Regions from separate parts of the Homo sapiens genome. Here region 1 is linked to region 2. Evidence: chromatin loops called from intact Hi-C (ENCODE). Cell type or tissue: dorsolateral prefrontal cortex. All regions are shown on one strand. Links, peaks and the distances in the headings refer to the core of each region. The heading gives the core; the rest is flanking DNA.

Region 1 (2,914 bases), core at 264-2,763, 47 kb before region 2:
AAAAGAGGGGTGGAATTTTCATTAAAAGGATAATTGTAAGACTAAAGCTCTGTCATCTGTTTTCGAAACAGCTCTAGGCCTCTGGGTTGTAGGATATGTGCATTGAGAAGAGGCCTACAGTAAACTCTCCCCAGACTTCTGTGGACCTAGGAGGCTGCTGACTTCATAGGGTCATTCTCCTTGCTTGCTCTCTTCCTCATTCCTCTTGTATTTCTACCCTCTGTTCTTTTTTTTTTCCCACCACAGCTACCTGCTCTCACTCTTCTGTTATCTTCAACCCATCTTCTTTGCCCTAAACTCCTAGGCTCCCCCACCTACATTCCACCATATTGAAGGGCTTACCTGTCTGGTGCCAGCAAAGGTAATAATGCTGGGATGGCTGTGTGTGGGTGGGAGTGGGGCACAGGGTCAGGGGTTGAGTTTTATAACTCTGTTTTACCTATCTCTAAAGACAGAGGTGAGCTGGTATTATGAAGTCAGATGCATCTTTCGAAAGGAATGAAAGACTGAGGCTGGGAAAAGGGAAAGAAATTTTTTTCTTCCCAGTGGAAACATTCGCATGCTACAATTGGAGAATGTGATTCTGCCAGCTGGTCATATTGGGGCTGTGTCCTGACCTATGGACCTCATGTATGCAATTCTCTTTCTCAAAACATAGCTTCGAGGTAGGCATAATTACTCCCTTTTGGTGAATAACCAGTAGATGGACCAGAAAGGTGAAGAACATGCCAGTCACCCAGCTGCTAAGCCTCTGAGCCAGGAACTTAATCCCAAGAGCAGATTATTGAGCGTGAACACAGTACCGGAACTCAGCAATGTGGAGACTGCAAGATGGCCAGTCCACCCCGGGAGGAAGCAGAGTGGCATTTGAAGGGGATAAGATGACGTTCTTATTTATTTGTTATGTGCATGACCTGGTAGGCAGCAGGGCTGGAATTTGCCTGAGATCCTGAAGTTTGAATCTTCATCCAATATACTACCCTGCCCACAACATGAGCCGTGGGAAGACAGACATTCTCTAACTTCAGGAGGCAAACTTTTCCACGGGGGAGAGAGCTATCAGTCAAAAACTTCTCACTGGGCAGGGGGTGCAGGTACATTTTTCCTGCCGGAAGTTGCTGAAACGTCTGGGAGACTTTTAAGGTTGACTCGGCCATGAACCTACTCCAGATCCTGCTGCTTCCTTGGTTTCCAGAGCAACAGCACAGGATCGGGAGAACATACGTGGTATCAGATTTGGACAGGGAGGCGAGCAGCAGTGTTTGTCGGTGGGAACGGAGTGTGACACACACAGCCTGGGCTCTGTGCCTTGCCCAAGCTGTCACACGCACCACATCCTCCAGAAGCGGGGTGGTAACAGCCTGGAATCCACCAACCCCTTGCCTGTCTTTAAGGAAGAATAGCAGTGATGCAAGAAAGAGACAAAATAAGGAAAAAGGCAGAAAGAGGAGACATTGGTTCAGCTTGAAGAAATTCCTACCCTGATGTACACAGTATCCCCACAGGGCCACAGGATTAGAGAACAACTGCCGCTCCCAAAGTCTCCAGACACCTCCAACCCTTATGACTTGGACAACAATTTGCAAAATTAAATTACTTCTCATGGGGAAACTGTTCATTATAATTGGGGCTAGTAATTTTTCAGAGACCAGGTCTGAATGGAAGTGTGGGTCAGGGCAAAGTATAGGAAGACTCAGGAAGCAAGCTCATTCTCTTTCGCTAATAAGCACGACCCAAATCAGGGAGGGATGTTTAGAAGAGACCTTTCTGGATATGGTTCTGGAGTCAGCTGCAGAGTTAAGAGAGGGGATTAAAATACATAAATATATCTTGAATCCATCTGGAATTTTAAAGACACTATTATTCAAGGAAGGAAAGGGATGAATTCAGAAATGGCTCCAGCCCCATAATAGAAAAGGTAACTTAGACTCCAGAGTTCCCAGCTCGTACCAGAAGGTACTTACTGAAAGTCTCCTTCCAACATCTCTGGCCTATAGGTGATTCTGTAGATGTGATGTGCCAGAAACCAAATCTGTTGGGTCCAGAGAAGAAGTAGAGAGGCTCAAAACCATTTTTCCCAGAACAGATGGTACATTCCTTGCTCTTCTTTCTTTTCTTCAATCTTGTTCTTTCATGAACATCTTTTGCAAGATGAATTCTGTGGAACCCCCAGGAGCCTCAATCCATACCTGGTAAAGACGAGGCATATAGAAAACTTGGATCTCTGTGCTGTAAGGAAACTAAGAGATGCCTGAGATTAACTCTCTTTTGTACAGAGAGAAGCATACAGCTCTAGGGGCCTCCTAGAGTCATGGTATGCAAATAATTAAACAAATGGTTTAACAGCAATGTTGTCAGGAAAAGAATTTCCAATTCCATCACCATGGTGATAGTTCATCAAAAAAAAGTCTAAATCTAAAAATTGCCTTCACTTGGCTGATGGAAAATAATAAATAAGGCTCCCAGGGCCTGCACTTTGTATTATCTGTTACTACCAGCCTGAACTCTCCCCTAGTTCCGCCTTTATACCTGGCTTGGCCCTAGCATAGCTATAGCCACCTGCGATTTCCCAGGATGCTTAAAAGGTGAGTGGCTAATTTCCCAAATCCCCCAATCACCAGCCTGTCTCCTCTCCCCATGCTCTTGCTGGCATCCATTAGCCTTTGACTCTGGGTTTATTAACTGTCCACAGCAATTTCATAGATGGGGAATTTATGAAAATGACTCTTAAGCTCCTGGGTGTGGTGACTCCCTGGCAGAGACTGTTCAGCAGGAGAGGAGATTAGGATATTCTGAGAACTGCATCAGAAATGGGCACCTGTGACTTCCTTCTGTTCGAAGGGAAATGCCACAGCCTAATTTTAATATTAAAAATGAAATTGTAAGAAGGCTTCCTGAAATAGACAAAGTATGT
Region 2 (2,914 bases), core at 104-2,603:
TAAAAAAACATTTAGAATCACATGTTGCTGAGCCACTTTAACCGTCATCAACCTTTAACCTTAAAAGGAAGCATCCATAGAGGTTAGCTACTTGGTCCTTGGAGACAGAATACTGACTTTGAATCCTGGCTTCCCCACCTCCTAGCTGTGGGACCTTGGGCAGGTACTCAAACCTGCCTCAGTTTTCCCATCTGTAAAATGTAAGAGAACTTACTTCACAGGTAACATAATTAAGAGGCTATATGCCCTGAGTCTTGAGACTGTGCTTGTTACAGGCTGTGATTTGTGGTTAGTTTTTGATAAGTGGGGTTATCACGATCAAAACACCTTTTTACACTTAATCCCCCAGAAAGTGCCATGTTGGCTTCAGTCCCTGAATGGGGCTCATGTAATGAACACAAAACCAGGGACTATGCTTGTTTTTCTTCTTCTTTATAAACAGAAGCAACCAATAAAATCATTTCTCCACAGCCTAGTGCCTTCAACTATATTTCTCTAAGAAGTAGCAGCAGGAGAAATCTAGAGTTTAATTAAACTCTTATTTTGGGCAAAATAAAGAGGAGAAAGAGCGTTTGAGGGAAAGGTAGTTCATAAAACACTGATTACTGTGGTGGAGGGCACCCAGAGCGATAAATGACTATAGTGGAAAAATGTATTATGAGAGCTTTTTCTCACTCTGGAAGTTTCTTTCCTGGTTTCAGCCCCTCTAATGAAGCTGTGCTCCATATTTCCTCCCAGCAATGCCAGCCTCCACTTCAGGGGAGTTTTTGTGGCAGTCCTTTGACATGGAATCTTTACTGTGTGCAAGTGTAGAATCCAAGTCGTGGTTGCAATGGAAACTGCCTGGCGGTCCCTTTCCACCACATAGACCTTGTGTTCTTGAGTTACCACAATGACTGCTTGGCCTCTTGTTCAGGAAATAGCCACTCTTGCCTTATCAATTCCTTGTGCGAGTGGTTAGGAGGGTGGGATGAGTGGGCAGGGCAGAGGGATTGGGTCATTTTGGTTAGAGGAAGAAGGGGAGAAAGGATAGGTTCAAGACTCTTGGAACGTCACAGAGAGACAGTAGAAGGTAACAAAAGCTCCCTTTGATGTTGCTTGGATGTAAGTTGGCTTGAGTTGGAACTAGAACAATAGCTCAGCTTTGATCCCCAAATAGCCAAAGCATCCTTTATGTATGAGAATGACCACATCCAGATTCCAAAACCAGTTAGGGGGAGAGGAAGATGGTCCCCACATGCAAGTATTGCATCAAATAGAGGGGTCTTCCTGCAGTGATGGAGGTATGGGGGTATGGTGGTGATGGTGGTAGTGTCCATGCATGTAAGAGTGTTCCAGGGAGCAGCAGAGAATAATGATAAGCTTGAAAAACTTGAAAATGCACTGGCATCAGACTGGGAGACAGGAGACTTGAGATTTATCTTCAATGTACTACTTTGTGACCTTAGAGAAGTCACATAAGCTTTCTGAACCCTAGATGCCTCATCTGTCAAATGAGGCAAATAAATATCTGCTAGTCCTTCCCCAATGGGTGGAGAGGAGCAAATGACTTCAGGCATGGATGACTCTGCACAAAGGCAACTCTCACATTATTCATTCCAGGTCTCTCCAGCTCCAAAGGGACTGTGAGGAAGGGTTAGTACAAATGAAGATGTGACTTATTCAAGGCTGAAGAGTCTCAGGTGGATCAAACAGAGCCACCATGCAAGTACTGGATCTAGCCTGCCTGAACACATTTTATCATCATTTTGACATAGCCACCCATGGAGGAGGTTAGGGATGTTTCTAGACTTCAGCTGGGCAGGGTCAGCATAGAACAGTAGGGGCCCAGCCACGGAAGACAGAAGCCATACCAGATCTTCTGCACGGCTGGAGGCACTGGCCAGAGTAATCCTTTGGGCAGCCTTATGCCAAATCCTGGTCTGAGCATCTGGGAGCTCTTCCTGCCACCTTTAGTCACTCTCAGTCTCCAACACCTTCCTTCTTGCAAAGCAGCATTTGACTCTGCAGGAGACCCAACTGTTGCTGTAAAGGTTGCCCGCCACTTGCTGAAATACCAGCAGCCTCCACAGCAGATCCCAGCCTACCTCAAATATGTGGGTAGCTTCAGGTGGCCAGAGACTCATCCAATAATTACAGCACATTCATTTAATATTTATTGGTAAGTGCTCACACAACGCAGGGAGAGTGCAAATCGTGAATCCTTCAGGCCAGATCCTTCAGGTCCCTTGTGATGCTTTTCTTTGAAGGCTCCTTTTCATACACCGCCACCTCTCTTTTCCCAGTGCCTTCCTGTTACTTGGTTTCTCCATGTAACAAGGGAGGGGAGAGACCTTAATATCCTAATTCTCATGTACTTCCAGAGGCATTAGCACATTAAAAGAGTAAGAGGACAATCCTTAGCCCCGCAGGATGAACACCTGGTGGTCCAGTTGGTCAGTTGGGCCTTGGATATACAATAATCACACCATGCTGCACAAGGTTCAATCTTACACAAGCCCTCATCCTCATCAACAGCCTCCTCTGTCATTCGTTCTCATCTTTGGTACTGCACCTCCTTCTTCCAACATTTGGGGAATTCTCCATTCTCTGGGTCTTGGTGGGAGGCAAAGTCGTCTTCTACAGTAGAATCAGACAATGTCAGTGATGTGATTTGGATGTTTGTCCCCTCCAAATCTCATGTTGAATGTGATCTCCAATGTTGGAGGTGGGGCCTAGTGGGAGGCGTTTGGGTCATGGAGGTTGATCCCTCATGAATGTCTTGGTGCTATTCCCATGGTAATGGGTGAGTTCTTGCCCTGAGTTTACCTGAGAGCTGGCGGTTTAAAAGAGCCTGGCACCTCCCCACAACCTTGCTTCTTCTCTTGCCATGTGATGTGAAGGCTCCCCCTTCACCTTCTGCAATGATTGTAAA

What was found. Hi-C counts contacts between places; a loop is a spot of excess contacts. Peaks named below come from ENCODE experiments on the same cell type or tissue, not always from the same donor. Only the 100,000 strongest peaks of a DNase experiment are listed, where the experiment ranks them.
Region 1: it touches region 2 in a loop (2.2-fold over the local background); 3 of 110 quality-filtered maps call a loop at or near these places.

What each region holds. Positions count from the first base shown.
Region 1 is chr5:169,023,380-169,026,293 of GRCh38, forward strand. All of the region lies in intron 4 of SLIT3 (slit guidance ligand 3), which reads right to left. All of the region lies in intron 1 of SLIT3-AS1 (SLIT3 antisense RNA 1), which reads left to right. Among named protein-coding and RNA genes, the nearest start is that of SLIT3-AS1, 12 kb to the left of the region's middle. In dorsolateral prefrontal cortex, for the core only: no CTCF peak of the experiment used is centred there; a DNase peak (open chromatin) is centred at 1,302; H3K27ac peaks cover 1,074 bases.
Region 2 is chr5:169,070,874-169,073,787 of GRCh38, forward strand. The region is part of intron 4 of SLIT3 (slit guidance ligand 3); the gene reads right to left. Among named protein-coding and RNA genes, the nearest start is that of SLIT3-AS1, 59 kb to the left of the region's middle. In dorsolateral prefrontal cortex, for the core only: no CTCF peak of the experiment used is centred there; no DNase peak of the experiment used is centred there.